Linked DNA regions of Mus musculus: region 1 is linked to region 2. The links are chromatin loops, found by intact Hi-C in ENCODE. Cell type or tissue: left cerebral cortex. All regions are shown on one strand. Each heading gives the region's core, and the rest is flanking DNA. Links, peaks and the distances in the headings are about the cores only.

Region 1 (15,680 bases), core at 3,315-11,314, 83 kb after region 2:
TAATGATTCTATTTATGAGAACCTTCTAGAAGCTGATATGCTCTCCAGTTGCCTACAAACCAGACGGAGTCGCTTGCCAAAATTACTGGCCAAAGCCCCCTTTTCCTGAGGAGAATCCCTGGAGGGACAGGTCAGTGGAACACATGCAGAGATGCTGGCCTGCTTTGTGTGGAAGCTGCTTGTTTTAGGTGATCTGGTGTTATGTTACATGAACACTAGTGTTTTTCCACAAGTATGGCTTCCTTCTGCCAAGAGGATATCTCAGCCAGATGACGGAAGGGGAAACTTTCATGTGGCAAGTGCTGCAGAAGGACGTGAGTCCTCCCAGGAGGAGCCTCTTCACTGGCAACCTGCAGACACACTTAATATTTATGTATTATTATGAACAAAGACATATGAAAGCTATCTGATTCACTATCCACCACATAGCTATGTGGTAGAATTTTTTTTTTTAATTCTTTCTAACGTCAAGACTTACTTTGATTTTTAATGATGTGTCTGTGTGTGGGTATGTGTGTCTGAAAGCAGGTGCTGAAGGAGGTGAGGCTGGAGACATGGGATGTCCTGAAGCTGTAGATAAAGCTTGAAACACACAGCCTCCGGTCACTTGTCTGGAGAAGGCAGGTGATGAGGACTTGGAAGGGTCCAGAGTAGCAAACACTTCCACAGGTGGTGGAGGCATTCAGGCATGGGTAGGTCAAGCCTTAAGTCTTAGATGTGGAGAAGAGAGTGTTGTCTCTTTTGTGTTTGCCTTCTGTAAGGGCTCTCACTATGTAGACCAGGATGCTTGCTTTTGTCTGTAACACCATGTCAACACCTGTCTCCCCTCCCCAGTCCCTTTGAGACAGGGCCGGCCATAGTATGCCTGCTAGCTTCAAACTTGCTGTGGGGCTGGGGCTGGGGAGGTGGCTCAGTGCCTGAGAGGATCTGAGTTCAGTTCTCAGCACCCACATAGCAGCTCATGACCATCTATAAATCCAGACTCTCCACCTAGGCTGTAACCCCAATATCCTTCCCACACGCTCCCACTCTGTTTAGATGAACTGCAGATGCTGAGACCAAGAACTTGACATGATAAGAAGATGCATGTGTTTGAAGCCACAGATAAACCTTTGTCTTCCACTCGTGAAGATGGATAAAAATGTTGACTTCTCTGAGACCCCTGCTAGGACGGAACTGTGGTTTCGGACTTGGGTAACAGTCATCTTTTATACACGGCCTAGGAGCAGTGAGCTCCAGGCTTTTAGTCAGACCTCCAGGGCTTTGCCCACAATGGCTCCATCCCTGGCAATCTCCTCCCTACTCTGCTGGACCAGCTTGAAACTCTATCCACCCTGTCTGCTTCTTTGCCATGTTTCATATATTGCTACCCAAACATTCCTGCCTCTCCCCCACTCCACAGCCAGTTCCTTCTAATGCAAGGGCACATGGCTTTCCGAATTTTAGGTGGTCTGCAAATGGGTCACAGGACTGTGACCACTGTGCCCATCTCTGCAGAGGGCCTCGGTTGTGGCTCATGAATGTGGCTCGCAGGCTTGAAGACTTGACCAGAGGTGATCAGAAGAGGTGGATCTTGCCCTGGGTCTTGCCCTTCTGCAGAACCACCCGAACTGTGCAGATGGAGCATTTGACACAGTCTGCTGGGCATCGTGGCACAGCTGGGAAGGCTGCAGAGCTAGAGAGCAGGAGAGGTGAAACTCCTGAGAGAACTTGGTTCTCAGAGTCCTGAGGGAAATAAGCAGAGAGTTGGGTTTTAACAGGGCAAGGCTAGAGGTTTCTTCTGCAGTCTGGCCTTCAGCGTCCCACTTGAGAACCTGTAAGACTTTTGGGGAAATTTCTGATGTTTCTGGGAACCACAAGAAAGAATCTGTTCTGTTCTGCCCTTTCTCCCTCCAGGCTGGGCAACTCTAGCAGGACTCACAGCATATCTGGTCAGCCAAGTTCCGTCTTTTCTCTGGGTAAGTGGGGACTGTCACGGGCTCAGGCTCAGCAGTCTGTGGCTGAGGATTCATGGCACCCCTTGTCCTTTCCCCTCTTCCTTTCACTGTGAGAGGTGGCAGACTGGACAGCACTGCCATGCTGTGCCTTCTAAGCCTGGGAACTATGAGGCCACCGGAGAAGGGGCAACCATGATGAAGAGCTGGCTGCCTCCTCTTCCTCTGACCATTGTCTCCGTCTGTGACTCAACAGCCGACCAGGGGCTGTTTCTAAGGAGAGAGGTTAGCCAGGATGAGACAATAGCTCCCGGGGAGTGGTGCACATGCTTAAATCATTTCTTACCTGAATGATTTAAGTCAGCACGCCGCGCACGTGGCAGAGCAAAGCTGCTCCTGTCAACCTGGAAGCAGAGCTGGGAAGGAGCTGGAGTCGCGGAGTTTCCTAGCCCAGGCCCCTAATAACCTGAAGACCTCCTACCTCCTTTACCGTGTGGAATTTTGGGAGACATTCGAGGCACAGCTATAAAGCTGGGCAAGCTACATGGAAGGCTGAGGCAGGAAAGTCATTTGAGTCCAGTGTCTGAGACCTGCTCCAGAAAGATAACGAGGCCCCGCCTCTTGACTTAAAACAAGATCCAGCTACAGAACATCCCACGTAGCTGCAAAGGCATTCACGGAGGGAAGAAATGAATGACAGAATTAGGGTCCTCTGAAAGGAACATTTATACTCCATATCACTGAAGACTGAGGAGAAAACACCTTCCCCCAACCACTAGCATACCTGGAGGAAAGACGTTTCTCTCAGCTCTTTTAACACCTAGATCAGAACACTACACAGGCTGAGTCCGGGTAATAGCTTTTGTTACCTATGCATTGATAACAATTAGCTTATAAGTAGTTGTTTCCAGCTGCTCCCCTCTGATTAATCAATGAAGACAAAAGTATTATGGCATGCCTGTGATTTGCTATCTGCAGAGTTAGAAACTTAGCAAGACTGAGCCGAGGGCAAGACGAGTATGTACTTAAAGGGTCAGGGGAGGAAGGACTGGAGTGGGCAGAGCGAGTTTAGACAAGGGGGAAAGGCAAAAAGAGAGAAATTCTTTCAGGCCTAGATAACAGGAGTCGATGACCAGGATTCTCTTTACATTTCTCTTTGTACCCCTCCCAGTGGTCCTGGGGGTTGTTGGAGGTTTTTGTTTGCTTTGTTTTTGTTTTGACAAGGTCTTATTCTGTAACCACATCTGGCCTGCAATTCATAATGTAGCCCAGGTTGACCTCAGACATCTGACAGTCCTCCTGTTTCAGCTTCCCTAGTACCATGCCTGACCTAAGCCAGGGCTCTTACAGCGTCTCATTAAACAGTGCTAACGGGAATCACGTAAGCCCTTATGCTAAACAGTCCAAATAGACCCTTGCCCTCAGCTGTGCAGCTTTGGTTCTAGACAACAAAACTGGCAACCTTGGGCAAGAGATGACTTGGTGGGTGGTGCGGATGCTAAGCACATGTGTCTCTGAGTTCAATTCCTACCACCCCAAACAAAACAACCCCGAACAACCAAATAAGTCATTTCTCCTTCCAGTCCCGAGATCCTCCGTTAGCAGTTACTTAAGCCTCTGAGCCTTTACAAGTCGTAGCACTTCCTGGTATAGTTAGGGAGGGCTTTGATTGCCTTGAGTCTGGATGCACATGCTTAGCAGGATGGAGGGGGTCCTTGTTTTATGTAACCTGAACTCCAGGTCCAGGGTCAGTATCACCACTTGAAGGATGAGGGCCCAGGCTTCTTTTAGCTTTACTTGGAGATGTTGGGTTCTTAGCAGGAAGGAGGATAAAAAGCAAATGACCAAAACTGCACGCCCTGTCTGGCAGTCGGATTCCCAGTAGAATTAGTTGCTAGGTCAGCGTGGTGCGTTGGGGACTCTACTGCTCTGTGCTTCTCTCTCATTTCTGTGATTTCCTCAAGATAGCCATGTTGTTTGTTTTGTTTTGAGACAGTTTCCTATTCCACAGCTTGGCTCCAAATTCCCTATGTAATTAAGGATGACCCTGAATTCTCGATCCTCCTGCCCCCATCTCCTGATAACTAGGCTAACAGGCTTGTAGCACCCACCCAGCAGCGGGTTAGTTTTGAAAATGTACGCTTTTTTGGTTGGGATGATCAGGAACAGGTTCAGGGGCCTCCACCCGACCTTTCCCACTATGACAGCTTTTGTCCCACAGGCCAAAACTGTTGCTGTAGAGTTGGTGACTCTATCAGCAACTAAATATGTTCACTTCTACAGCCAGGAGGACCAGTGGGCACTTGGTTTCATTGACTCGCTAGGAATACAGTCTTCTTAAACAGTGTGGAAATTGACTTGGATCAAGAAATGGGGCAAGCGATTGTTTACCAGAAGGGAGTTTCTCTCAGTCTCTTCCTCCTCTATCTGTGGGTTTTAAAAATTATGTAGTGGAACTGATTGGTTGCCCACTTATATTTCTACCAGTGTTCTATTAACTATGTGCATAGCTCTCTGGGAGTCTGGCTCACTCTAATCTTGACATCTAAAACAACACTACTTAATCTGGAATACTGTGATGCCTACTGCTCCTAACTCAAATACTGTCTATCAGCAGCCCTGGCCTACAGAGAACCCCTCTTGCCAGCTTGTGAAAGAAGGCAGAACACCACCAGCTGGAGAGGTGGGTACATTTTATGCCTACTGTAGCATCCCGCTCTTCTGAGTCTTTTTTTTCCCCTTTCCTTCTTTCTTTCTTTCTTTCTTTCTTTCTTTCTTTCTTCTGAGTCTTGTAGTTAGCTTCAGCTGTTTTCATACTTGCTTATGTATTCAGGCTGCCAGCAACTCACAATCCTCCTGCCTGAGCATCTGAGTGCTGGCAGTACATGTGGCTGCTTCCCTGTGACTATGTCTCTTATTCCGTTGTTTTTCTATTTCGTGAGTCCAGGCCATTGCTTTCTCTAAGTTTCCTAGAACCATCCTAGTAACCCATTAGCATCATTTCCTGGAGGCCTGGCCAGGATGTAGATCCCACAGTACAGGGATGTTCTTACATCAATAAACTCTGCTTTGCTTAGCATTATGTTTTCTCTTCCTCCCTCCTTTCCCAAAGCAATCTGGGGACCTGATCCCATGCTCTCCTAGCTTCTACGCATGCGCGCGTGCACACACACACAGGGACACACATGCACATACACACACACAAACAAACGGCTGGCTCTATCTTCAATATACACATTGCCTTTCCTCCATTAGTGGTTCTAACATTTCCTTGGTGGGGTTATTTTGTGGCTTGACCTTAGTTATTAGTCTGGTAGGCAGGTGAAAAGGGGTTGGTAGATTCTGAGGGCTTGTTTGGTCTTGCAAGGTAGATATACTTATGGGTGAGAGATGATGAGGCAATAAATTGCCCTTAATGCAGCTTTTGAGTCCTCAAGGTGATATGGATTTCTGAGGGTTGTAAATGCGTGGAGAAAGATGACCTGCCACACATGGCCTAGTACTTTCCCCAACTGCTAGTCCAGACCTTGGTTCAGCAGACTTGCCAGACCTGAGAATCACTTTGGAGTTCCACTGCTCTTATAATTAAGCCGTAGTCTGTACTCAGCTTTGACTTTTATCCTTAGTCTTTGGTAATTAATCGTTCTCAGACTTTCATTGTCTTTCTCCATGGTATAGATTTACTGCATCCACAGTTACATAAGTTCATCCTCATGTGTTGCTGTCCTGAGACAGGGTCTCACTAACTCAGGTTGGTCTTGAACTTGCCACTGTCTTACCTTCATCTTCCAATTACAAAGGTTACAGGTATATGCCCTATTCCTGTCCTTAAATTACCAATTCCCTTACATTAAAAAAAGAAGAAGAAAGCCTGCTAGATTGAACCTACTGGTACACTCTTCTATTTGTATTATATTCCAACCTTCTTCTTAAAAAGGCTTTAATTTATGTGTATGCATGTGTGTCTGTGCATGTCAAGGCCCACAAGGCTGTGAGGTCCTCACTGCCAGCTACTCATAGGCTAATTCAGCTCCACTATATCAGGCTCCCTTCATGGCACTTGGTGTTCTTGGGAATCAACATTGTGCAGTACAGAGGGAGTAGTATTGAGGAGAAATAGAAGCAGAATAAAATGTAGTCACAGATAAAGCTCCAGCCAGTCATTTTCTTGGGAGCTGACCTGATCAGGGGAGCTCTGGAGCCAAGAAAGCCTTCAGAGTGGATCTGTCCTGAACTTAACATCTAGTCTGAAAAGGCTCTCCTGGAAGTGCTGTCATGTGTCATGCAGAAGCTCTCCTCAGCAGAGGGCAATTCTGGAGCAGGCTTCAGCTGAGGGCTACTGGCACTGGCCATTAACCCTCCCAGCGGCTAGGAAACAAGTGTCTTAGTTCAAAAGAGCCTGTATTCTTTGGTATGTAGGGATAGAGGGATGGGGAGCTGCTGTAGAGGTGGGGAGAGGGTAGAATTAATACCTTGAGACTTTGGACATGATCCTTGAGGGGTTGGGGAGATGGCTCAGTGGTTAAGAGCACTGGCCGCTCCTCAGAGGATCTGGGTTTGATTCCCAGCACCCATAGTGTGGCTTATAATTGTCTGTACCTCCTGTTCCAGGGGATCTGGTGCCCTCTTCTGGCCCTCTCAGGCACTGCACATACACGGTGCTTAGATACACACAAGCAAAACAGTTATACAAACAAATAAAATAAAAGACTTGAAGAACAATTGACAGTTTTTATCTAATGAAGAGGGGGGATGAATGAGGGCGATATACATTCAAACTGTACATAATCTCTAATTCATAATCTCATAAACACATAATCTCTAATACCATTTACAGCGCAGAAGAAAGGAAGTTAGGATATAAGCCAATCTTTACTCAGAAGTGTATGCCTTTTGCCAACGAGACTACAGCTAGTCCACTCAGTTTCTACAAGCTAAACTCAGACAGCTAACTTACTTTGGCTGCACAAAATTGAGAAATGTGATTGGCTGTCACAGTGTAAAAATTAGAGACATCTATACATAAGTTTGGATTTCTAGCTTCTCTTAAGTAACTGGAAGTTCTAGCAACATGAGGTCAACATCCCTGCATGGCAGGAATTGTCCGGAGCTGAGTGATATCTGCCCTTTAAACATGGGTGGGCATGGGCAGGGACACTCCTTAGTTAACCAGGTCTTCCTTTCCATGATGACTTGGTTTAGACTCCCTGTCACACCACTATGCATGGCTTAGCAAAGTTTACGGTGTGGAATGGGCTGATGGATACTTAATATTGGTTTACAAGAACTGACTGAGTTCATTAGAGAGGAGGCTGGGTGAAGGCTAGAACCTCCATTGGCAATGAGAGGCTTGGGGTGAAGGGGGAAAAAATAGGACTTTGTACACAGGCGCACAGTCAGATGAATTAATGCTCCAGTGGCTGGAGCCTGAGCAAAGAAAGGAGAGCAAGAAGCCAGCAGTGAAGGTTAGAGAGACAACCAGGAAGGAGCCAGTCAAGGGGAGGAATGAGACAGAGGCTATTTAGTAATGGAATGGTGATGGTGTGTGTGTGTGTGGGGGGGGGCAGGGCTCAGCCACATCTAAGTTTCAAAGATAAAGATGGAATGCCAGGGCAAAGAGGAGCTAATCAGGGGTTTCAGAGCCGGTGTGAGAAAGGGAAAGGGAGGTAGTGGTTCTAGCTGTTTAGCAGTGAAGTAGACACGTTGGGATGCTATTTGGGGCGATGTGCTGTGAGTAAGGACTTTTTCCAGGGTCCTGGATGCAGAAAGCACCAAAGGCCCTTTAATCTTCTCTCATTTCTCTTCAGCACTCCCATCACCGCTGACGTCATCTAAAGAAACCAGTATCCATGTTGCAGCTTTCAAGAAGGGATCGTAGAAACAGCCAATCTCTGTCCTTTTGTTTCAGTGGAATGAAACATTAACTTAATTTGCATCTTGGAAGATCACTAACCTACCTAGACTTGAGACTTCTTTTACAGCTATACCACTTTGTCCGTGGGCTACTAGCTCTGTGGATTTTCTGTGGTGAAATGAAAATTGTGGTTTTGTTTCATCTTATCACCCAGTTGGTATCTTCCTATGTGGCTAATGGTTGATGGCTGCAGGCTGTTGTCTGAGTGCGCGTCCACACTTTTGTTTTTGAGACAAGGCCACACTATGGAGCAGTGGTTGACTCAGGAGGATTTGCTTGCCTCTAATGAAAGCGAGCATCTCCACATCCTGCTTCTAAACACATTTTAACACTGACTTAATTCAAGTGCATTGAAGAAAACTCATTTCAAAGTCCAGTGTCAGAGCGCCTTTCCCTCCCCATCCGATGAGTAGAGAGCTTCACCCTGTAGCTCTGCTTGGCCTGGAAATCCCCAAGTAGAACAGGCTAGCCCCGAGCAAACTATCTTTTGGGTTTATCCTCTTTTGTAAGTGTGCACAGCCAATTCCACACAAGTCCTTCAAACTCTGGTTCTGGGCATTGGGAAGGCCCTTGTTTCTGGAGAGCCATCCTTCTCGATTTGTTCTTAGAGTCAAACCATTTTGGTACTTATCAGCCCTTGGGCATGTATCCTGGAACCTCCAGTGCTCTGTTCATCAGATAGGTCAGGCTACTGAGTCCTACTGGAAAGGTTTGTTCGAAAGGCTGAAATGCATAAATGTTAGGCCTTTTAAAGGTCTTTACAGTATGGTGAACTAGTCTTCAATCTGAATTATCATCCGTGCAAAAAGTTTTATTAACTTGGTTGTCCGTCAGTTTAGTTGAGGAATTTCGGATTGGGGAATTCTAGTCTCCAACTTGGATCACCACTGGGCCTTGCTTTGGAATTTAAGCGACATTAAAAAGAAAAAAATCACGGAATCTCTCTTGGCCTTCTTTTTACCCGTTTTCAGCAGCCTTCAGAAGCCCCATCGACTGCGTGGCGGTGTGTGCCTTACATTTTTAAGTGAAGAAAGCGGAGAGAGACTGACTCCAGCCTCCGGGACAGATCAGCGACAGAGATCAGCGGTCGGAGAGAAAGCCTAGCCTCAGGACACCCTAACTTCTAACCCCGGGAGCGATCCAAGCCCGGAGGCCAGCGGGGGAAGGGCTGTTCGAGGCGGCGGTGGCAATGACAGCCTACGCACCGGAGTCGGCTCAGATTCTCTGGCCAGAGCCCCGCGCCAGTTTAGGTGGGGAGACCCGCGGCAGCGAGGGACGCGCGCCTCCGGGCCCGGAGGAGTTAGGTGACGTCACCTCCAGGAGGACTCGCTTTTTCATTAATGAAACCGGCCGGCCGCGGGCGCATGCGCAGCAGGCCCCTTCCCTCTCGCTTCCCCCTCCCCTTTCCCAGCCGCGCTCTCAATCTCAAGCTCGCTCGCTCTCCCTCTCCCCGAGCCGTGGAAAGGATCCCACTTCCGGTGGGGTGTCATGGCGGCGTCTCGGACTGTGATGGCTGAGGGGAGACGGCGCTAGTGGGGAGAGCCACCCACAGGCGCCCTCCCCTCCCCGGGCTCCCCTCCCCACCCCTCCCCCAGTCTCCTCGCCAACGCCCCCTTCCCCTGTCCCCCTCCCGGCGGGCCGCGCGGGCCCCCGTCCCCACCCCCGTGGGAACGCTAGCTGCCCGCACTCCTCAGCCGCTCGGCTCGCCGCTGCCCTCACCTCCGCGCCGGCCGCCCGCCCGCCCTCAGGCGGGCCCCGGACGCCGGCCCTCCACCGCCCCCGGGTCGCCGGGAGGACATGGCCGCACACAGGCCGGTGGAATGGGTCCAGGCCGTGGTCAGCCGCTTCGACGAGCAGGTAACGGGCCGCGGCGGGCAGGAGGTGGGAGCGGGTGGGGGTGGGGACGCGGTGGGTGAGGGGAGGAAGGAGCGGCTGCCTCTCGGGCTGCCGGGGGCTCCGCAGACCGAGGAAGGGCTGGGGTGGGGGGGCGACGCTAGGGGACTGCCCGGGGATTCGGCTGTGAGCCGGGGCTCTCCTTCCCTCCTAAACCGGGGGGGTGGGGCCTTGCCCGTGACCAGCCCTCCATCCCCTTTATCCCAGCCCTTCCGCTTGCTCTTGGTGCGGGGATGAGTGACCTGGGGGCGCTTTCAGGGCCACTCCATCTGGATTTAATGGTTCTCTCTTAACTCTCCCCTTTTAGAAGGAGGTAGATAGGGGTTCCCTCTTCCCTTAACCCCCTCCCCCCCATCCTCGTAACTGGGGATAACCGAAGGAACCCCCAGTCTGTGTATGCATCCCCAGTAGGAGCAAGATAATATCCTGCCCCACCCCCATTTTCTGTAGCTGCCCCTTGGGGGCAGGAGTAGGGAAAGCACAGGTTTTCTTACTTTTCTGCTCGGGGCGTCAGCTTGCCTGGATGATGTTCACACCAGCATCCTTGATAGCCGGATGACACAAGGTTGCCTTTTGCGTTTGCAGGGGAAACCGTAGTTCTGAAATGACTCCCCTCCCCCTTCCTTGCTTGATGATCACACCCCCCTCTCCAGTCCCTGCTTGCCAGCAGCCCCAGAATGAATCTTGGCTTTCCTAAGTGAGACTCCAAGAGTAAGGGGAGAAGGGTGAAAGCAAAGGGAAAATCTAGCTACAGACTAGACAGCAGAGACAGACAGCTAGGATGTGGTCCTAGGGCCAATAATTGTGACCATGGTTTGTTGTTGTTTGACTTGTTTTTGACTCTTTGAACCCTCATTGAGACTACTTGGGATGGAGGGAAAAGTTTTGTAGTTTAGGAAGGTTGCTTTTTATTCGCTGAGTTTTCCACACATAAAATTCTAAGGCTGATGAGTAGACAACCCACACATAGCCTTTTGTCCATGAGAACTAGTTTAATTTGATGCTATCTACAGATAGCTGGGGCTGGTTTAAAGGATGGTTGCTTTTTGTTGCAGTTCTGCCAGGGGGTGTCCTCTAATGAGAGAATTGTTTAGAATTGAACCAATCTCTTTTGTTTATTGGGTTTAATCACAAAACTGATTATGGGAGCTGACAGGTAGGGGAAGGGTTTCTTCTTTAATTTGACCAGCAGACATTTTTTTATAGGACTCAATCTTTTGACCTATCCGACAGAGGAAGTCTACCCAGAGGACACTGGGAAACCTACACAGAGCTGAATGTGGTGGTTATATGACTTTTGTCCCAGCACACAGGAGGTCAGAGGCAGGTAGATCTCTGTGTGTTGGAGGCCAGCCTGGTCTACAGACTACATGCCAGGATGTCAAGGTTACTAAGGGAGATTCTGTCTCAACACCCCCCCCCCAAAAAAAACAAACCTACATAGATAAAATTTTGTAGCTATCAGAGACTTCATTCATTTGGTTTCCAGACCAAAAGGCATCAAAACAAACTGTTGTTGTAACCCGCCTGAAGAAGTAAATATTACTGTGTAAATTGGTCCAGTTATAGAGCATTAGATTTCAGTAGAACATTAAGTAGAATGTTAGATTCTAAACTTGATAGAAAAGAATTGCTGTGTAGAACTTAAAAAAAAAAGGGATTTAAGGGGCTAAAGAGGTGGGTTTAGCAGTTAAAAGCACTTGTTGCTCGGGCAGAGGACCTGGGTTTGATTTCCAGCATTCACACAGTGTTCACAGTGTAGTTCACAATTGTCTGTAACTCCAGTCCCAAGGGATCTAATGCTCTTTTCTGAATTGTGGCACCAGGCAAGCATGTGGTGCACATAAATGCAAACAAAACACTCATACACATAAAATTAAATACATTTAAAAACAGATTTAAAATGTGCCTAGACCAGTGGCTCTCAGCCTGTGGGTCGAGACCCTTTTGGGATTGACAGACCCTTTTACAGGTGCCACCTAAGATGATTGTAAAACACAAGATATTTCCATTATGATTCATAGCAGTAGCAAAATTATGAAGTAGTAATGAAATAATTTTATGGTTGGGGGTCACCACAACATGATGAGCTGTACTAAAGGGTTGAGCATCAGGGGGCTTGGGAATCTGCTGGAGACAAACCAGGACTGAACTCACAGAGAGCAGCATCTTAGGGGAGGGCTGGGAACCACTCACTTTACCATTTACCTTGATTTCTAAAAAAAGGCTATATTTTTATTTATGTGCACACATGCACACATATACTCTCTCACACCCCTCACACACACACTTTCATACTGTCACACACACTCACACACACACACACACACACACACACACACACACACTCTCACGAAGTCACACACTGTGGCAACCTGAAAAGTGCCAGATCACTTGGATCTGGAGTTAAAGGCAGCTATGTGTTGCCCGACATGGGCGCTGGGAAGAAAACTTGGAAGAACAGCAAGTGCTTTTAACTGCTAAGCCCTCTCTCAGCCCCAACTTTTGCTAAGCTTTAAAAGTTAAATTCAAATTTTCTTTTTTCTTTGCTTTGTAGCTCAGGCTGTTGTGGAATTTGCTATCCAGCTGATGGTAGCCTTGATCTGCTGACTCTTCTGCCACTGCCCTCTAAGTGCTGGGATTGCATGCATTTGCTACTCCTATGTCTGGCTTTTTCCTTCAGCTCTTACCTTTGGTCTCTAGACCATATTTATCATATAAGGAAAAGAAAATGCTCTGAATTTTAAAATTAGAATGATGAATGGTTTAATACCATATATTGTTTATATATGTTGTAGTATCAGACTCATTTCCATTTATTAAAAGTTAAGGACATTAGTTTTTAAACTGCCATTTTTGCCATCTCTTATATTGTAATTAAGAGAAAGATACATAAAATAAATTATTCGGTACAATGTTTTCTTACAAGCTTTCAAGAAATGCAGTAAGAGGCGGGCTTGGTGGCACACACCTTTAATCCCAGCAGGTGGATTTCTGAGTTCGAGGCCAGCCTGGTCTACAAAGTGAGTTCCAGGACAGCCAGGGCTACACAGAGAAACCCTGTCTTCGAAAAACCAAAAAAAAAGAAAAAAGAAAAAAGAAAGAACTGTAGTAAGAAGCAGCTGGCCGCTCCTTGAGGCCAGTGAAACAACTATAGACAACAAGAAAACTAAAAACTTTCAATATTTATTTATTTATTTTATGTATATGAGTACACTGTAGCTGTGTAGATGGTTGTGAACCTTCATGTAGTTGTTGGGAATTGAATTTAGGACCTCTGCTCGCTGCTCCAGCCCAAAGATTTATTTATCATTATACATAAGTACACCTTAGCTGTTTTCAGATGCACCAGAAGAGGATGTCAGATCTCATCGTGGATAGTTGTGAGCCACCATGTGGTTGCTGGAATTTGAACTCGGGACCTTCAGAAGAGCAGTTGGTGCTCTTACCCGCTGAACTATCTCCCCAGCCCAACTGAAAACTTTAAAACAGTTGAAATAACTAAGATTCTCATATACAAATGTCAGTACACAGTAGACTTTTTTCATCCTTGGTAAATTATAAATTCTGGCTGTCAATAGTGGCACATGCCTTCCGTCCCACATGGGCTCTCTGAATTTGAGGCCAACCAGATTTGTATTTGGAGTTCCAGAGCAGTCAAGACATTGATTTTGAGATGCAAAACAAGGTATTCAAGGTTTACCTTCAGAAATTTTTGTTAATTTATTATAGAAGTGATAAATGGTCAGTTCAAATTAGGTTCATCTAAAATATTTTTTATTATTTGTGTGTGTGTAGTACCCTCAGAGGTCAGAAGAAGGTACTGGATCTGTTGGACCTGAGGTTATAGGTGGGTATGAGTGTCCCACTTGGGTACTGGAAGCAAACTCTGGGACTCTGAAAGAGCCACAAGCAGTCTTAACCATTGAGCCATTTCTCCAGCCCCTCTCCCACTCAAGTTTAGCTAACTGTTGAAGAGTCCCCCCCCCCCCCTGCCCCCTTTGTTTTTAGTGAAAAACAGAGAGACTAAATGGCATAGCAGACGCAGAGAGCCTTCCTGTGACATGTGTCAAATGCTAGATCATTAGAGAATGCTATTTCTAAGCATCTCATAGACTTTGTTTTAATAACCCATGAAGTGTAGTTAGAAGAGTTTACTGTTCTGTTTTGCTTTTGAGGCAAGGTTTCACTATGTAGTCCTGAGTGTTCTGGTGCCTGCCTTTAGTCTCAGCACTCAGAGGCAGACAATCTTTGAGTTTCAGGCCAGCCTGGTCTACAAAGTGAGGTCTGGGACAGCCACGGTGGTTATACGGAGAAGCCCTATCTTGAAAATTTTTTTTTAGTTATGAGTATGTATGTGAGTGTGTGAGCCACCTAACGGGTTCAGTGACTCAGGTCCTTGGGAAGAGCATATGTATTCTTAGCCACTTGGCTGTCTCTCCAGCTCTAAAGCTGTAGCTTCATTCAGTGAGCTGCCCAGCAGGTGAAAGCACTTGTTCCAAGCCTGATGACCTGGGTTTGGATCCTCAGGACCCACTTGGTGGAAGGGGAGACTTGATTCCCTTATATTTGTTCTGTGACTGCTACAAGCTGCACTGAGCCACTCGAGTGCCCCAAAGTAATATCAATAAGTGTAATAAATTATTTTCCATATTTAGGCAAGTGAACCAATTATGGAAGTAAAAAATACTTCGACAACTTTTTACATAATAAAATCCAGTTATTTTCTCCGATAAGGTCTCACTTTGTAGCTCTGGATCTTCTGGAACTCAGCCTGGAGAGCAGCCTGGTCTTGAACTCACAGAGATTCATCTGCTTCAGCCGTCTCCTCCCCCCAGGACTGGGATTAAAGGCATATACCACCAGGCCTGATTGAAGAAAACCTAATTATTAAATTTATAATAGCATGTTGTTATCCTCATACATTGAATACTAATCAGACTATTCTTTGAATACAACGTGGTAGAGAGTTCACAGTATAAAATGATGAGCATGTATCTTCAATATTATAAATCCCATGCTAATTGGCCACAAAGATTTGTAAAAATTCAAACCTACTCTGGGTTAATAAAAAGGATCTATCCTCCCTAACTCCTGGTCTGCAATCTTTATTAGGCATTAAGAACATTGAAAAAAAATAAAAAATATAATCTGTTATGTTGAAGGCATAGTGTTTATTCTTTTGGAATTCCTCTTTTAGAGTAATTTCTTCTTGCTGTTTCTCATTTGGCATCCCAGTCTTCCTCTTTATTTAGATTTTATTTTATTTTATTTTTACTTTTAAACTTAGGTTTTCTTTGGGAAGGAACTGTGTCCTTGGTTGGCTTTCTCCTGTGAACTCTGCTTCCCTTCCCTTCCTTGCCAGACACTGCCTATCTATCTACTGTCTGCTCACTCCTCTCTATATAGCTGTGACAACTGGCTCTGCTTCATCCCTCCTAGACTGCTGCGTTTTTGAAAAGGATTTCTTTTGGAGAAACACAGTGGTCTTTTCACAGTTGTAATAACCACTGTAATGTACCTCTCCCTCAAGTTCCCAAGACACAGCTCTTTCTCATATGTACAAATTCAGATCCTTCTGTGTCAGTATGATAATCAGCTTGAGCAGAGCTTATCCCCTTCCTCTTCCTTCCCTTTCCCCTTCCTCTTCCTTCTTTGAGATGGTTTTACTTCGTAGCCTGGGCTGACTTTGAACTCACTGAGTAGCAGAAGCTGGCTTCTACCACCCAAGCTTCCAGAGTGCTAGAGTAACAGTGGTGGGCTGCACCTGGCCAGATGCGCTCTTTCTTTTTCTAACAGGTTTGCCTGTCACTGAACTGGAGATTCTAAATAGGAGCCTGAGTTTTGCTGTTAGTCAATGTTTCTCTTCATATGCCAGCTGGTGGGTCTCACAAAGATCCTATTTGTCCTCATTTATTGAAAGGGAATCCAGCAGAAAA
Region 2 (15,680 bases), core at 4,689-12,688:
GTAGCACCTGCATGCAGTATCCAGAGGGGCCAGGAGATGTTGAATTCCTTAGACCTAGAGTCATAGGTCTGTGTGGTTGGTCTGAGCAGTGTCAGACTGTTTGTTATAGTAACTGCTGGTTCCTGTTCCAGCTTACTTACTTAAGCTGTGCTTTGTTTGATCTACATAGGAAAGGGACCCGAGTATTAAACAGAAAAAAGCAAAGTAACAATGATCACCAAGCCATTTGGTTTCTGTTTTGCTGACAGTCTTGCTAAGTAGCTAGCAGGTTTGTCCTAGAGCTCTCAATTCTCCTGCCCTACCTCCCCTAAAGCTATGACTCCTGGTGTCCTTCATGAGTCAGGGCAGGGCAAGGGCAATCCCCACATCTCTCTGAAAACTAGTCATAAAGAGATGTGGCCATGTGTGGCTGAACACATCTTTAACTCTAACACTCAAGAGGCAGAGGCAGGTGGATTTCTTGTGAGGATAGTCTGGTCTACATAGCAATTTCCAGGCCAGCTAAGGCTACAGAGAGACCCTGGCTCAAAAAAAAAAAAAAGAAACAAAACCTCACCCTTTGACACAGCTAGGGAAAAGACAAAAGGCATACATACCATCATCTTTCAGGTCCCACACTCTTAGAGTTTTGTCTCTTGAAGCTGATACAAGGAGTAAGCTCCCATCTGGAGCAAAAGTTAAATCTCTAACCATTTCAATGTGGTCTACCAAATTAAGGAGGAGTTTTCCTAAATGTGATTGAAAGGAGAAGAAAAAAAAATTAAACAGACATTCTTGGGTACTTTCTTGTTTTATGAAACAAATTGTTTAATTTATTAACTAGTGGCTATCGTTAGCTGTGAGAATCTACAACTCAGAAATTCTTCCCAAGATAACAAACCCTCCATGTATTAGAAAACTATAAAAGAAATGACTGCAATGTAAGAAAACTCCTAGACCAAATTAGCATTAAGAAAGCCCCACACCACTGACTTTTCATTTGTACAATATCAAAGTATCAACTTTTCTCTTTGACCTTGGACCATCAAATGCTCCATAAACATTATCTAAACAAAACAAACAAACAAACAATTACCAGTTACTGGAAGTTTTGTTTTCTAGAAAAATCTGTGGTCACCTTAATTTTTCCCCTCAATAAGCCAATCAAACTTTGATTCCTTGTCCTCAAGTCAATGCCATTATTACTGTCTATGTCCTGGGGTACATCTTGCTTTTATGCTCACTAAAATTATTTTATATTTGTGAACAAACAGAATATGCTAAGAACTAGAACAAAATCTAAACTCTTTTTTCCCCCTGCCTCTGCCTCCCAAGTGCTGGGATTAAAGGTGTGCGCCACCACTGCCCAGCACTTTTTTCTTTTCTTGCATTGCTGGTCACTGAACCTCAGGTTTGAAGCAATATCAGGCTGGCCACTCAAACATCTCAGTGTTGAGGTCACACACCTATGTATCACCATGCCCAGTTTGAACATTTATATACTTGCTTTTTTTTGTTGTTGTTGTTGTTACAGGGTCTCTCTACATAGCACTAGCTGACCTAGAACTCACTATGTAGACAGGAGCTGGCCCCAAACAGACATCCACCTACCTCCGCTTCCCAAGTGCTTTAATCAAAGGCATCTGCTACCACCTTGAATACTTACTTGTTCAAAGAATTCAACTTCCCCAACTATATAGTTAGATATTGGATAAAGTGATTAAAACCTTCTGAAGGGAGCCGAGAGTGGTGGCCCACACCTTTAATCCCAGCACTCGGGAAGAAGAGGCAGGCGGATTTCTGAGTTCGAGGCCAGCCTGGTTTACAGAGTGAGTTCCAGGACAGCCAGGACTATACAGAGAAACTCTGTCTCGAAAAGCCAAAAAAACAAAACAAAAGAAAAAAAAACAACCAACCAAACAAAACCCAAAAAACAAAAAAACCTGAAGGTTAGATATTGATTATTAAAACTTGATTTGTGAGCTAGGCATGGTGGTGCACTTTTATTTGGGAGGCAGGCAGATAGATCTCTGTGACTTTGAGGCCAGCCTGGTCTACATACTGAGAGACCTTGTCTCAAAACCCAACTGTAGGATTGTCTGTTTCTGCTTGGCCCAGGGAGTGGGACTATTAGGCAGTAGAGGCTTACTGAAGTGGGTGTGTTACTGTGGGAATAGGCTTTAGCATCCGTATCCTAGCAGCCTCCAGATGAAGATGTAGACCTCTCAGCTCCTGTATCATGCTTGCCTGCTCCCATCTTGATAATGAACTGAACCTCTGAGCCTGTAAGGCAGCCCCAACTAAATGTTGTCCTTATAAGAGTTGCCTTGGTCATGGCGTCTGTTCACAGCAGTAAAACCCAAACTAAGACACCAGCCCTCCGATCTGTAGCTGGGTAAGTAAGTGGTTCAGTTGACACGTGCTTCCCTAGTATGCAGGTGAAGCCCTAGAGTTGGAGTCCTAGCACTGCATAAAATTGGGAGTTGCAGCACAGGCCTGCAATCCCAGTACTCAGGATGTGGTAACTGGAAGTAGTCATCATCAGCTACACAGCAAGCTTGATGCCTGCTTGGGATACAAAAAACTGCTTTCCCTTGAAAACCCCTAAGTTATCATTGAAAAACCATGTAAGACATTTTGCTGAGTCAGAAACTAAAATATTAGTTTATAGTTAACTAAAATAAGACCCAAACCTGCTTTGCATATTTTATCTTATCAAGTGGTATAAACTCTTATTATTCTCCTAGATTAAAATTATAAATTATTATAAGACTTAGGACAATTATAAAGACACATTAATTCTCACTTTCCAGGTTCACTTCCAATATGAATCCATACCTGTATATACATCCCAGATTTTGATGCGACCATTGTTTAATCCTGTGGCAAGGAGTAGCTGATCCTGTCCAAATCGGAACCGATGCCATTCTATATTAACGCAACGACTCTGTTTTTCTGGAACTGAAGACCCAAAAGCAAGACTCCAGACTATGTCTCCACAGTCTATAACGTGCTCAGGAGGCTTGTTTTTCTGACCACCATTACTGTTTTGTCTTGCCAATTTTAGACAGCTTGAATTGGTAACATTTTTGGAACCATGCAAAAGACTGAGGGGAAAAAGATTGAAAATGAATTTTTCTTTATACCGAACTTCTGTAAACACTAATTGTTAACACTTGTTAGGTTTTTCAATACAATTCTAACACTATTTCTAAAGATGAAAAAGTTGGTATCTGAAATAAAAGGCTAGACAAATTCAACTCATGAAAACTATTGTTGGCTGAGAACCCTCAGTAAGAAAACAATTTATAGCTGATTTCCCTTCCAAACCGGCTTCATAGAACTTCCTTTACAGAGAGTGTAAAGCCTGGTTCCACCTGAGAGGGGCATTGTTGACAGTGTCCAGCACTGGTCAGGGTCTCAACTGAGACCGCTTCTGTCACAGGACATGTACTCAGTGGTGACACTAAACCTGGAACATTTTCTTTATGCTCAGAAGAGAACTTAGGATGAAAAAACAGTAACTTCTCAATATGAATTTTTTTAAAGATTTATTTATTTATTATATGTAAGTACACTGTAGCTCTCTTCAGACACCCCAGAAGAGGGTCTCAGATCTCATTACAGATGGTTGTGAGCCACCATGTGGTTGCTGGGATTTGAACTCGGGACCTGCAGAAGAGCAGTCAATGCTCTTTACCGCTGAGCCATCTCTCCAGCCCTCTCAATATGAATTTAAGGACTAATTTAGCTCATTTGCTAAATTAAATTGCTAAATTGCTAAATAATTTTAAGTATTATATAAGCCATCTTTTAGGATACTAAACTAGATTATTCCAGTAAACTAGAAGCCATAGACTTCAGAAAACTTTGAAGCTATCATGAACATGTCCTTAATTCAAGCAGAGATAAAAAGAACTGTCAGGTGATGGACAGATAGCATGACTAGATTAAGTTCCTTCAGAAAGAAGAGTTATCTTGATGAGAACTTCAGTGACCCTGGTGCATAGTGAAGGGACCACACAAGCCTAGATAAAATCTAATTAACTTGAAAATTAAAATAACAGACATATAAAACTTCAGCTGGTGGAATGCTTACAGGGCAGACATGAAACCTCAGGTCTGATCTCTACCAGAACATAATGGGGTATAGAGGGATACCCAGTTAGTTATTCCAGCAATTCTGAGTAGAAATGCAGGATTAGAAGTTCAAGGTCATCCAAGGCTATACATACTGAATCTGCAGTTGGCCTAGGTTAAAGCTTTCCCTGACCCTACTCCAATCAGAAGGGTGTGTGGCTCAAACCCGACAGCATCATCCAGGAGGCTGAGACAGATCAATTTAAAGCCAACCTGGGCCACATAGTGACCAGATCTATTTTAGAAAAAAATCTGTTTATACACCTCTGTTAACCAATAAAGTGTGTGAAATCCAAAGTGAATGCAAAAATCTTCATCTAACAGATCACTTGATCTGACACAACAGGACACACACACACACACTAAAGCAAGGCACAATTAATCTGTCTTTACACACACACACACACACACACACACACACACAAAGAGACAGGGATGTAGGTTAGTTGGCAAAGCATTGGCCCCTGTGTATGAAGACCCTGGGGTTCAGTGTGGGAGGGGTTGGGAGCATAAATATTTGAGAAAATTTTACAACATTCTATAATATTCAAATTTAGTCCAGACCTTTTCACTACGTAGTCTAGGCTGGTCTATACTATGACATCATCCTTTCTGCTTCCCAAGAGCTGGGATTACGGGAATGTACCACCATGGCCACCCAGATTTTTTTTCTTTTTTGAGACAAGTTCTACTATGTATGTAGACCTGGCTGGCCTTGAACCTCAGAGAGCCACCTGCCTCCTCCACTTCCCAAGTGCTTGGATTAAAGGGATACAGCAGTGACTAGCTCAGGTAATTCTTTACATTCAATCTTCAATGAAGATTCCAACTACAAACAAGCTTCTAACACTGGCTGTAAAGAAAACTTAAAAGCTCCCAATGGAGGAGCTAGAGAAAGTACCCAAGGAGCTAAAGGGATCTTCAACCCTATAGGTGGAACAACATTATGAACTAACCAGTACCCCTGAGCTCTTGACTCTAGCTGCATATGTATCAAAAGATGGCCTAGTCGGCCATCACTGGAAAGAGAGGCCCATTGGATACGCAGACTTTGTGTGCCCCGGTACAGGGGAACGCCAGGGCCAAAGGGGGGGAGTGGGTGGGTAGGGGAGTGGGGGTGGGTGGGTAAGGGGGACTTTTGGTATAGCATTGGAAATGTAAATGAGCTAAATACCTAATAAAAAATGGAAAAAAAAAAAAAAAAAAAAAAAGAAAACTTAAAATATCTTATTACCCAACACTGAAAGACAATAGTAAATTCAACAAAAGCAAAGGAAAGCAGTCTTACAAGTTCTTACGGCACTGGGACCACGGGACAAGCTTCACTATGCGATATCCTTGTGACCACGCAAAGTAGGAACCATCAGGAGCAAAAGCAACCGTCCAGTTCTCACCACCACATTTCTTGTCAAAAGGAGCTGCTGGAGCCAAGAGTTCCCCTATAGTACGTGATCTCACTGAAACAGACAAAGACAGAAATCAGGATAGTGTATGCAATCACCGGATTCACATGGCCCCATATTATTTTGGCATTTGCTGAGATTGCCCCCTTTCCTTTTAGACATGGTTTAATTGGCTTTCTACCCCAAAACATTAGAGATGAGCTTTGTTTTGATAGTGGTTTTCAAGAGATTTTAAAATATGTCACTAGGCACGGAAGGCACACCTCAGCCCTTAGAAGGCTTACTGTTCAGGAGTTCAAGACCAGCCCGAGCCACATGAGACCCTGTGACAAAGTTTCAGTGTAGCTGGGGCTGGATGACAAATCTTTAAGGCCAACCTAGATTAAATAGGTAGACCCCATGAAAGTGGGAAGAGAAAAGAGAACAGAAGGGGAATTAAGATTATCATCACCTTTCAAGAACTATAAATCGTTAGGCATAGGTTGTCTTGCTAATCTACAAGAAGCTCTGGTTTCTATCTTCATCATTAGTACAAACCAGGTAAAGAATTGGAATTTTAAGGTCACCTCAGCTACATGGTCAGCCTGGGAAGAGCTGGAGGGCTAGCAAAATGACTCAGTGGGTACACATACCTGCTGCCAAGCTTGACCACTTGATTTCAATTCCTAGTAGCCACATGGCACAAGGGGAGAACACACTTTTACTATTCTTCACACATAATACACGCAATTTTTGTTTTCCGAGACAGGGTTTCCCTGTGTAGCCCTGGCTGTCCTGGAACTCATTCTGTAGACCAGGCCAGGCTCCAACTCAGAACTCCTACATTATTTTAAAATTTTCCTTCTTGTATGAAAATATCCTAACACCCATCACTAAGATAAAACTATTTTGCTTAAACAATGTTTTCTTTTTTAGATACTCAAATCTGCTGAATGGTAGTGGCACACGCCTTTAATCCTAATCCCATCACTCAGTTGGCAGAGGCAGACAAGAATCTCTTGAGTTTGAGGCCAGCCTGCTCTACAGAGTTCCCGGGTTACACAGAGAAATTCTGCCTTAAGGAGAACAAAGAAAAAATAAAACAAAAAACAAAAGAATTCAAAATCTTCCTTCTACCCCACCCACCTATTGAGCGGAATCTGATCTGAGAACAATCTTGACCTCATGACCTCATATGACACCTATATAGGAGTCTTCTCTAGGATACAATAGTTCTAGTTCTTTCCATCAGTCTTCAGATTATAAAGTTTTGAGTCAATTTTCTATCTTTTCCTACCTTAATTTTTACATTTTCCTGGAATACATTCCCATTAGTAGTAACCCTTAAAAAGGTGATACCCAGAACTGGAGACTACTTCCTGGTGTGGTTTAACCAAAGTGATAGAGAACCCCCACTTCTTCAAAAGGGAGCAACATAGAATAAGCTCACATTCCTGTTACTGGCAGTCACATGAGTCTGATATAAGACTCATGAGTAGGTGAGCCTCAATGCCAGCAGAATGCATTTTCAATGCGAAACCTCAGAAGGAGCACATTGCTGCAGGCTTCCTGCATTTCTCCAAGCCTACATATACTCTTACACGGTCCTTTCACTGGGGTTCTTCTCATACTCAGCCCCCCAAACTGGGATTCCTGCTTAACTTTCATCTATTGGTCAAAATGAATTTTAGGAAGGACTTCATTCACAAATAAGGAAAACAAGTTTTAAAATTCTACTTTTTAAAAGAAGGCAATGGAAACATTCGCTTTAAAAGAGAATGCTCCCAAGTTGATCTAAGAAGAATACTTTATTTCCCAGAGATTTATATCTGTACTTTAAGGTTACTTTTAAAAACTAGTCTTGGGTACACTCATTTGGCTACTTTTCTTTATAAAGTGTTAATGAGATAGAGATGTGGCTGGTTCAAACACCAAACCCCAAGAAACAATTCACTAACTCATCTTCAAATGTAAGACATTCTAATTGTTACATAGTCAGCATTTTTCTAAGTGCCTTCACGTTTCCTTGTTAGCTAACAGACACAAACGATTTTTATACTTTAATTAGCTGCTTTAAATACTCAAGTACTGACTAGTAAAATATTATCAACCTCAAGGTTTTTCTCTAAAGTGCTTTGGGGAAAAAAAAAAGTAATGGGGCAGTGGGTGGGAACCAGCCCTAAAACCCAACCTATCTGCATAGCACTTACATCATGAGTCATCACTGAACAAGGCTAACCAGATTCAAGTTCTTCCTCACATTCCATCCTCCGATTTCACGACCAGAAAGGAAGTGTGACAGTGCCTTGTTAAAGAGGGTAGTAGCTCAGTTATAGCCTGACCTGGAACTCTTCACACACTCATGGAGTCCTGCCCCTACCTTTAGCATGGACATGAAAATCCAATTGACAAAACTGTAAAGTCAGTGTCTACTGACGATAATTTTGTTCAACGAATGTCATCCAATGGGCTCAAAGGTGACTCCTTTGAGAGAATTTAAATAATGCTAAGTGCTTTAAAGGGGCCAACGGGCAGGTCTGGCCCACGCCCTTCCACTCCCCATTGTCCAGGCTTCAGCCAGACGCGTGACAGGTCTAGCCACGGCTACATCCTCTGTACAATAGCCCTCCTTCAGCCATTCCACCTATTCTCACGGCTCCTTCCACCCCCACCCCCCCGTGTAGGTGGGCAACATATTCCCTCCTTAGAACCCTTCACTTTCATAACGCCATCCTTTAAAAAACACTAAAACTTTTTTTTCTACGCCGCTGACACCTCTCCAGGTCCCTTTCTCAATAGAGTACCGGACATACAGATGCTGCTGTTCCTGCTGCGCCTCAAAAAACACAAAAGTTCACAACTTCTTCCCACCAAAGAGAGCCTAGGATAGACCACTTAGCCTATGCTAGTAACTCTCCAGGTCCATTCGATATCCAAGACACAGCCGGGAGAATCCCAGGACGTCCGATCCGCACCCCAGCTGTGATGGTGTCACTAGGGTTTGCCCGGCGCTGAGCAAACTCGGGAGGCCCGCTCTGGGTCCATTCACTCCCGGCCGACGCCCATCGCGGGACCGCTTCCTCCCGCCACGCAGCGTCAGTCCTTGCTCCTCTCCATTTCTCCGGAGCCCGGGCATCCGGTCCCCCGCGCTCGTGGGCCTTGGCATCGGACTTCCCCGTTCTCCCATCCCCCACCCCCGTTTTCCCCCCGGGCCCCGGAGCCAGCCCCTTCACGCTCTGCCGGTAGACCCCGCGCTCCCCCTCCATCCCGAGCCTCACCGATCTCTTTCTCGTTAACCCTCGGGGGAAAGCTGGCCATCTATGGGGCACCGTCTGATTCCGGGAACTCGATTCGGACGCGACAACAGAGAAGGGACTCAGCGGGGGCTGAGGGGCGTGACGCGGGCTCAGGCTCTCCCGGGTGTGGAGACTGCAGAGAGAGCGCGGGCGGCCGCTGCGGCTTCTGCGGACTGCCCGGAGGAAATCACCGGAATGCCTGGAACAAAGCCACCGGGTCACACTCAGACAAAAGAGCCGGCGCGCCTTCCACTCACAGACTCACACAGCCCGCCAATGCTTCCGCCGCCAAACCAGACACTGAGACAAGATGGCGGGCGGCACTGATAATATCTGGGAGGCGGGGTGTAGTGGGTGACGTCAGACCATCAGGCCCCGCCCCTCGACGCAGGGGACGTGATGGTCTGGATTCACGGACGGGCGTGAGCCCTCAAAGCGCGACCTGCGGGCATTTTCGAAGTCGAAGGCTCATTGCCAAGGGCAAGCCCGGGATTATATAATGCACGTGACCGAACCGGAAAGGGCAAAGTAGACGTTTCACGTGCTTAATCCCTTTTAGCTACGTCTCTGGCTCCTTAGTACCTGGGAAGTGAAGGTTGCGCTGAAGAAAGATATGATGGAAACTAGCATAGTGGTGTCCAATTGGTCAGGACAGAACAAACTGGTTTTAGGAAAGACTCAGTTGATGAAGGAGACCCAGGGTGATGGGCACCTCTGAGGCCTCCCCAAGACTGCCTCTGTTCTAATTGGTCCCTAAAGTCAGGTCTCCTGAAGAGCTGGCCAATATGACCTCTACCTCAGAATCTGCCCTTCTTCCACAGAAGTTGAGGTCTCTAGGAAGCAGCTAGCTATTCCACATCATTGTTTGGGTGTGCCCCACATCTCAATCTAAGTACCATCTATAAATGATGTCATTGCATTTTAGTGGCCCTTGCGGGACTCTTTCTTCCAAAGGATAACAGATAACGGCTTAGATTTTCTCAGATACTCCTGGAAGACAGAATTGCCCAGCATAACTTTAGATCTCAAACACCATAGGTAGTGCATGTACTGTGTGCATGTCCCTTTGCCCAAGGTAGAAATTCTTAAGATCATGATGATTAATAGAAATAAATCATCCCCTTCTTTAAAAAAAATTACTTGGTTACTGCTTGACAATATGTTTGTCCAGAACTTCATGCACGGCAATGGTGCTGCCTGACGAACAGTAGAAGGAAAAAGAAAATTCAATCTTGTCAAATACAGACCATTATTGTCCCCTAATGTTTTTAGCTTATTTATTTATTATGTGTGTATGAGATATGTGCATGTTTTTGAGTCTTTTTTTTTTTTTGAGAGTTCATGTGTCTTAAATGCTTCTGTGTGAATGCAGGCATTCAGAGGTCAGATGACATCCTAGGATATGAGTCCTCACCTCCCACCTTTCCTGAGACAGGGTCTCTCATGATTTCAGTGCTTGTATACCATGCTAGCTGGCCCTGTAACTTCCCGACTCCCTGACAGCCCTGTTAGAGTGAAGGGATTGTAGAGTAGTAGTCTGTAATCTCCTGCCTTCTGCTTTAACCTGGGTTCTGGGCTTTCGAACGGTCAGGTTTGCATTTTCACCTCTGAGCCATCTTCCCAGCTATTTTTTTTTTGAGTTTTCATACAAAAATATGCAGATTTCACAAACTTGCAGGGCTGGAGGAGGGGGGTATAGCTCAGTTAGTAAAATATTTGTCTAGTATACAGGAACCATGGAGTCCAGCTCCAGTTCCTCAGAAACCTAAAGCAAATGGTACATGCTCGAAAGCCCAGCTCTTGGCAAGCAAAGGCACAAGAATCAAGAACTTAAGATCACTTCTGCTATATAGCAAGTATGAGGCCAACCTGGCTCCAAGACTCTTATCTTCAAACAATCTGGAAGGCTTCAGGAATTCGTGAGTCAGCCTTGCTCGGGAGTTATGCTGATTTGTTTGGTTGTTGGTTTGGTTTGGTTTTTTGAGACAGGGTTTCTTTGTGTAGCCCCAGCTGTCTTGGAATAGCTCTGTAGACCAGGTTGGCCTTGAACTCCAAGAGATTTGCCTGCCTCTGCCTCCCAAGCACTGGGATTAAAGGTGTGTGTCACCACTGCTGAGCTGACACTGTTGTTTAGTACAGACATTGCCCAAGTGAGCACCCTGTTAATATTTTTTGGCTAACTGCTGTAACTCCCAACTAATTACACTACACCATAGAAATCCATGGAAAATAACCATTCTTGAGAGCCTGCTTGTGAGTTATATTTTCTTACCTTTCTTTTCATTATTTTGCTTGTGAAGTATTTGAAGGACTTTTTCACAGAATTGTTTAACTCCCACTTAATGTGAGTAGCCTATAGATGCCTTGAAGATTTTCTTAACTACAAAGTGTGACCAGTAAAATGAAAAATAATTGTCTCATTTGTGTGCCCATTGGTGATTATACCTAATATTTGTAGGGTCATGTTACGTTGTGGGCATTGGGGTGCATCAGTGCTTCATTAATTAACCATTTAACATTCGTGACAAAGCGAGGAGCTCACTTGCCATTGGGAAGGTCAACATGGTTAATATAACAGGCTCTAAAATCATCTAGGAGACAAACTTCTGGACATGTCCATGAGAAAGGGTCTAGATTTTGGGGTAGGAAGACTCACCCTAAATTTGGGCAACATCATTCCCTGGGCAAGGGGTGGAGTGAATTAAAAAGACAAAGCTAGGGCTTAGAGAGGTATCTTAGTGGTTAAGAGCACTGGCTGTTCTTCCAGAAGATCCGGGTTCAATTCCCAGTACCCACAGATGGCTCACAACTGTCCATAAATCCAGTTCTAGGGGACTTCTTACCACCTCAGGTGCTGCACACATAGGATAGACACACATACACTCAGCTACACAAATAAAATTAAAAACTCAATCACTACACATTCATTCACTTAATCTCATTCTGAAGTTATTCGGAAGCATTGCTCTGTGTAGCTGTGTGCTGTGTGGCTTTGCCTTTGGCCAGTTTGACACAAACTGCACTCACTCAGAAATAGGGAGCCTCAGTTGAGGTGCTGTCTCCATCCGATTGGCCCGGGAACATGTCTATGGCCATTTTCTTGATTAGTGATACAAGTGAGAGGGCTCAGCCTATTGTGGGCAGTGCCACTCCTGGGCAGGTGGTTCTGGGTTTTATAAGAAAAACAAAAGCCCCAAACAAGCAGTATTCCTCCATAGTTTCTGCTTTGGTTTCTACCCTGCAGAGTTTCTGCCCTGGCTGTTTTCCATGATGTACTGAACCCTGTAAACAGAACAAACCCTTTCCTCCCCAAGTTGCTGTTGGGCAGTGTTGGTCACAGCAACAGAGAAACATATTAGGGAATATAGTGTAGTAGTTTGTATATGTTGGGCCCAGGGAGTGGCACTATTAGAGGGTGTGGCCCTGTTGGAGTAGGTGTGTTACTGTGGGTGTGGGCTTTAAGATCCTTATCTTAGCTGTGTAGAAGCCAGCCTTCCACTAGCAGCATTTAGATGAAGATGTAGAACTCTCAACTCCTGAACCAAGCCTGCTTGGATACTACCATGTTCCCACCTTGGTGATAATGGACTGAACCTCTGAACCGGTAAACCAGCAGCAATTAAATGTTGTTCTTTATAAGACTTGCTTTGGTCATGGTGTCTGTTCACAGCAGTAAAACACTAAGACATATAATATGGCCAGCTGTTGGGGGAGAGTATTGGAGATTAGACCAAGGGCATGAAGCTACATACCAGGCAGGTCTTCTGTCCTTTCTTTCCTTCCTTGTTTTTCTTCCTCCCTCCCACTCTCTTTCTTTCAAGACATGGTCTTCCTCTGTGGTCCATGTTGGCCTTGAATGGACCATAAGCCCAGGAATAGTCTCAAACTCATGATCCTCCTCTCCCTACCTGCCATACTGAGATTAAAGGCAGGTGCCAGCACCCGTGACTAAGATGGATTTTATGTGTAGCTTATGGACAAGGTGGCTGCAGTCCCCTGACACCATGAATATCAGCAGGTCACAGCTGTCACTCGGCTTTGTTCACTACAATTTAGAACTACTTAGGGGAGTTACTGCCAGCATCTGCATCTCTGGGGTGGTCCTTCATTATCAGTGTCCTCAAAGACCTTCTAGGATAATTGCAAGGAGGGAAAACCTATTTTGGCTCTCGGTTGTTTGTTTGTTTTTAAACACCCAGGAGATGTATTTATTTATTTATTTATTTATTTATTTATTTATTTATTGTAAGTACACTGTAGCTTTCTTCAGACACACCAGAAGAGAGAGTCAGATGGTTGTGAGCCACCATGTGGTTGCTGGGATCTGAGCTCAGGACCTTTAGAAGAGCAGTTGGTGCTCTTAACCGCTGAGCCATCTCAGCAGCCCCTTGGCTCTCAGTTTTAGAGGGTCACTCCTCCATGGCTACTGTGCTCCATGAATTTAGACCAAAATGTCATGGTAGCAGAAGCATGGAGCAGGAGAGGTTTATCACCTCGTGGTGAGCAGGAGGCGGAGTGTGAAGACGACAAGGAGTCAGCAATGACCTTTAGGGGCGCTCCTCCACTGACCTACTTCCTCCAAACAGGCCTGGCCTTCTCAGGTTTCCACAGCCTCCCAAAATAGTGGCACTGGGTGGGAACCAAGTCTTCAACACAGTAGTCTATGAGGGACACTTCAGATCCAAACCACAAACTTCTTTAAGTCTCTGAAGTTTCTCGGATGGAAAACCGGAGAGGTTTAAAATGGGGCAGACTTCTAGAGCTTCTTCAATCTTTGTTTTGAAAAAAAACAAAAACAAAAGCAAAAGTCATCTGCTTCCCGTAACTATGGGGATGTGATATTCACTGAAAGCAACAGTGCAGCTGAGACTAAGACAAAGGCAATTGTCAGGCATGGTGGCTTGTTCATTCCCATTACCCAGGAGGCAGGTAGGTCTCTGTGTGTGTAGATGCAATATTGCTAAGTAATTGGGCCCATACTTGAATATGACAACTGTTTCCTCCTCTTGAGTTCTGGGATTAGATGCCAAAGGACCACTCTTCAGAAAATACCTGTAAAAAGCAACACCTCTCAGCTTGTAAATCATGACCCTTTTTTTTTAGGAGGGGTGGATCTCAAATGACCCTTTCACATGGGTCACCATAAACCATAACTGAAAACACAGACATTTACATTAGAAGCCATAAGAGTAGCATCATTACGGTTGTGAAGTAGCAAGGAAAATAATGTCATGGTTGAGGGTCATTACAACACAAGGAACTGTATTCAAGGGTCGCAGCAGTAGGAAGAGTGAGAACTACTGATGTAGAGGCTAAAAGAATTGCTTGGTTTTTCCTTCTCAGTCTTCTCTATAATTGTTATGATAGCCCCTACAAACTAACCCATAGCTAAACGAAAGATTTTATCTAAAAGCGTCCCCAGTTTGGGGTCTGGAGAGATGGCTGCATGGTTAAGAGTGCTTGACTCTTTCAGAGGACCCAAGTTCAGTTCCCATCACTCAGTCAGACAGCTCACAGATGCCTAGAGCTCCAGTCCTTAGGCACTGATCCTCTCTTCTAGCCTCTCTAGGCACCTGCACTCACTTGCATGCATCCCACACCAACACACACAAATACTCATACATTTTTTTTTTTAAGTACCAAGGTTTGGATCCTGGTCTGGGAGTTTCAAATGAGGGGAACTGCAGTGCTAAGTCTAAGATTCTAGATTAAAGAGAAACAATTTTCTGAGGATTCAGATGCACAGATGGAATTTAAACATACAAACACATGCATCAATAAATGCTAATAGGCAGGCACAGTGTAGTGGCAGGCTCAGTGGTATAGGGGCAGGCTCAGTTGTGTAGGCCTTTAATCCCAGTGCTTGGGAGGTTCAGACAGGCAAATCTCTGTAAATTCCAGGCCAGCCTGATCTACATAGCAACATAGCAAGATTCAGACCGATCCTGGCTACACAGTGAGATCCTGTTTCTTTCTTTTTTTTTCTTTTTTTTTCTTTTTTTTTTTTTTTTTTTTTTTTTTTTTTTTTTTTTTTTGGTTTCTCGGGACAAGGTTTCTCTGTGTAGCCCTGGCTGTCCTGTCCTGGAACTCACTTTGTAGACCAGGCTGGCCTCGAACTCAGAAGTCCGCCTGCCTCTGAGATCCTGTTTCAATAAATAAACTAACTAACCTCTGAGAGGGAGTAGCATCATAGTCAAACTCATACTGAGAAGGGACCTTAGAGACTCCACACTATGATCCTAGTTTCTAAACCCCATTCTCATTATCTGTAGATTGGGAATTGCTTCCTGGTATAATCAAAAGACAATCAAGAAGAGAGTCGTTTCCTGTATACATATTTATTAATGTAAAAAGTTTATTACACTTTTAGCCAGGTAGTAGTGGTGCACACTCTTGATCCCCCCACTTGGGAGGCAGAGGCAGGCGGACTTCTGAATTTGAGGTCAGTCTGGATCTACAGAGTGAATTCCAGGACAGCTAGGGCTACACAGAGAAACCCTGTCTATAGCCCGGTGTGGTGGGTGGCACACTTCTTTAATCTCAGTGCTCAGGAGGCAGAGGCAGGCAGATTTCTGAGTTCAAGGCCAGCCTGGTTTACAAAGTGAGTTCCAGGGCAGCCAGGGCTATACAGAGAAACCCTGTCTCGAAAAATCAAAAAACGAAATGAAACAAAACAAAAGAAAACAAAACAAAAAACCCTGTCTATAAATAAATAAATAAATAAATAAATAAATAAATGGGCTGGGGAGATAATTTGGTTGTTTCAGCAGCTTCTCAGAACTGTATACATTCCAGCAGAGTGGATACAGATAAGGAAGATGGCTGAGAAGGGAGAAGCTGAGAAAATTGTTAAGTTGGTTTTTGGTTTTTTGTTTTTGCAAAA

What was found. A loop is a pair of places that touch in the nucleus more often than their neighbours do. Peaks named below come from ENCODE experiments on the same cell type or tissue, not always from the same donor. Only the 100,000 strongest peaks of a DNase experiment are listed, where the experiment ranks them.
Region 1: it touches region 2 in a loop (2.1-fold over the local background); 2 of 42 quality-filtered maps call a loop at or near these places.

Annotation. Positions count from the first base shown.
Region 1 is chr11:79,330,355-79,346,034 of GRCm38, forward strand. It overlaps Nf1 (neurofibromin 1), which reads left to right and starts at 9,538. Exons shown (of 58, transcript NM_010897.2): 1 at 9,538-9,705. The coding sequence starts at 9,646. In left cerebral cortex, for the core only: a CTCF peak has its summit at 6,567 (motif pointing left); DNase peaks (open chromatin) are centred at 8,503, 9,233, 9,962 and 10,268; H3K4me3 peaks cover 2,524 bases; H3K27ac peaks cover 2,037 bases.
Region 2 is chr11:79,245,574-79,261,253 of GRCm38, forward strand. Wsb1 (WD repeat and SOCS box-containing 1) reads right to left here and starts at 9,122. Exons shown (of 9, transcript NM_019653.3): 1 at 8,780-9,122; 2 at 5,408-5,576; 3 at 2,818-3,086; 4 at 597-728. The coding sequence starts at 8,819. Gm30470 (a long non-coding RNA gene) reads left to right here. Exons shown (of 3, transcript XR_880030.1): 3 at 2,793-2,862. In left cerebral cortex, for the core only: no CTCF peak of the experiment used is centred there; DNase peaks (open chromatin) are centred at 7,783, 8,489 and 9,139; H3K4me3 peaks cover 2,087 bases; H3K27ac peaks cover 1,053 bases.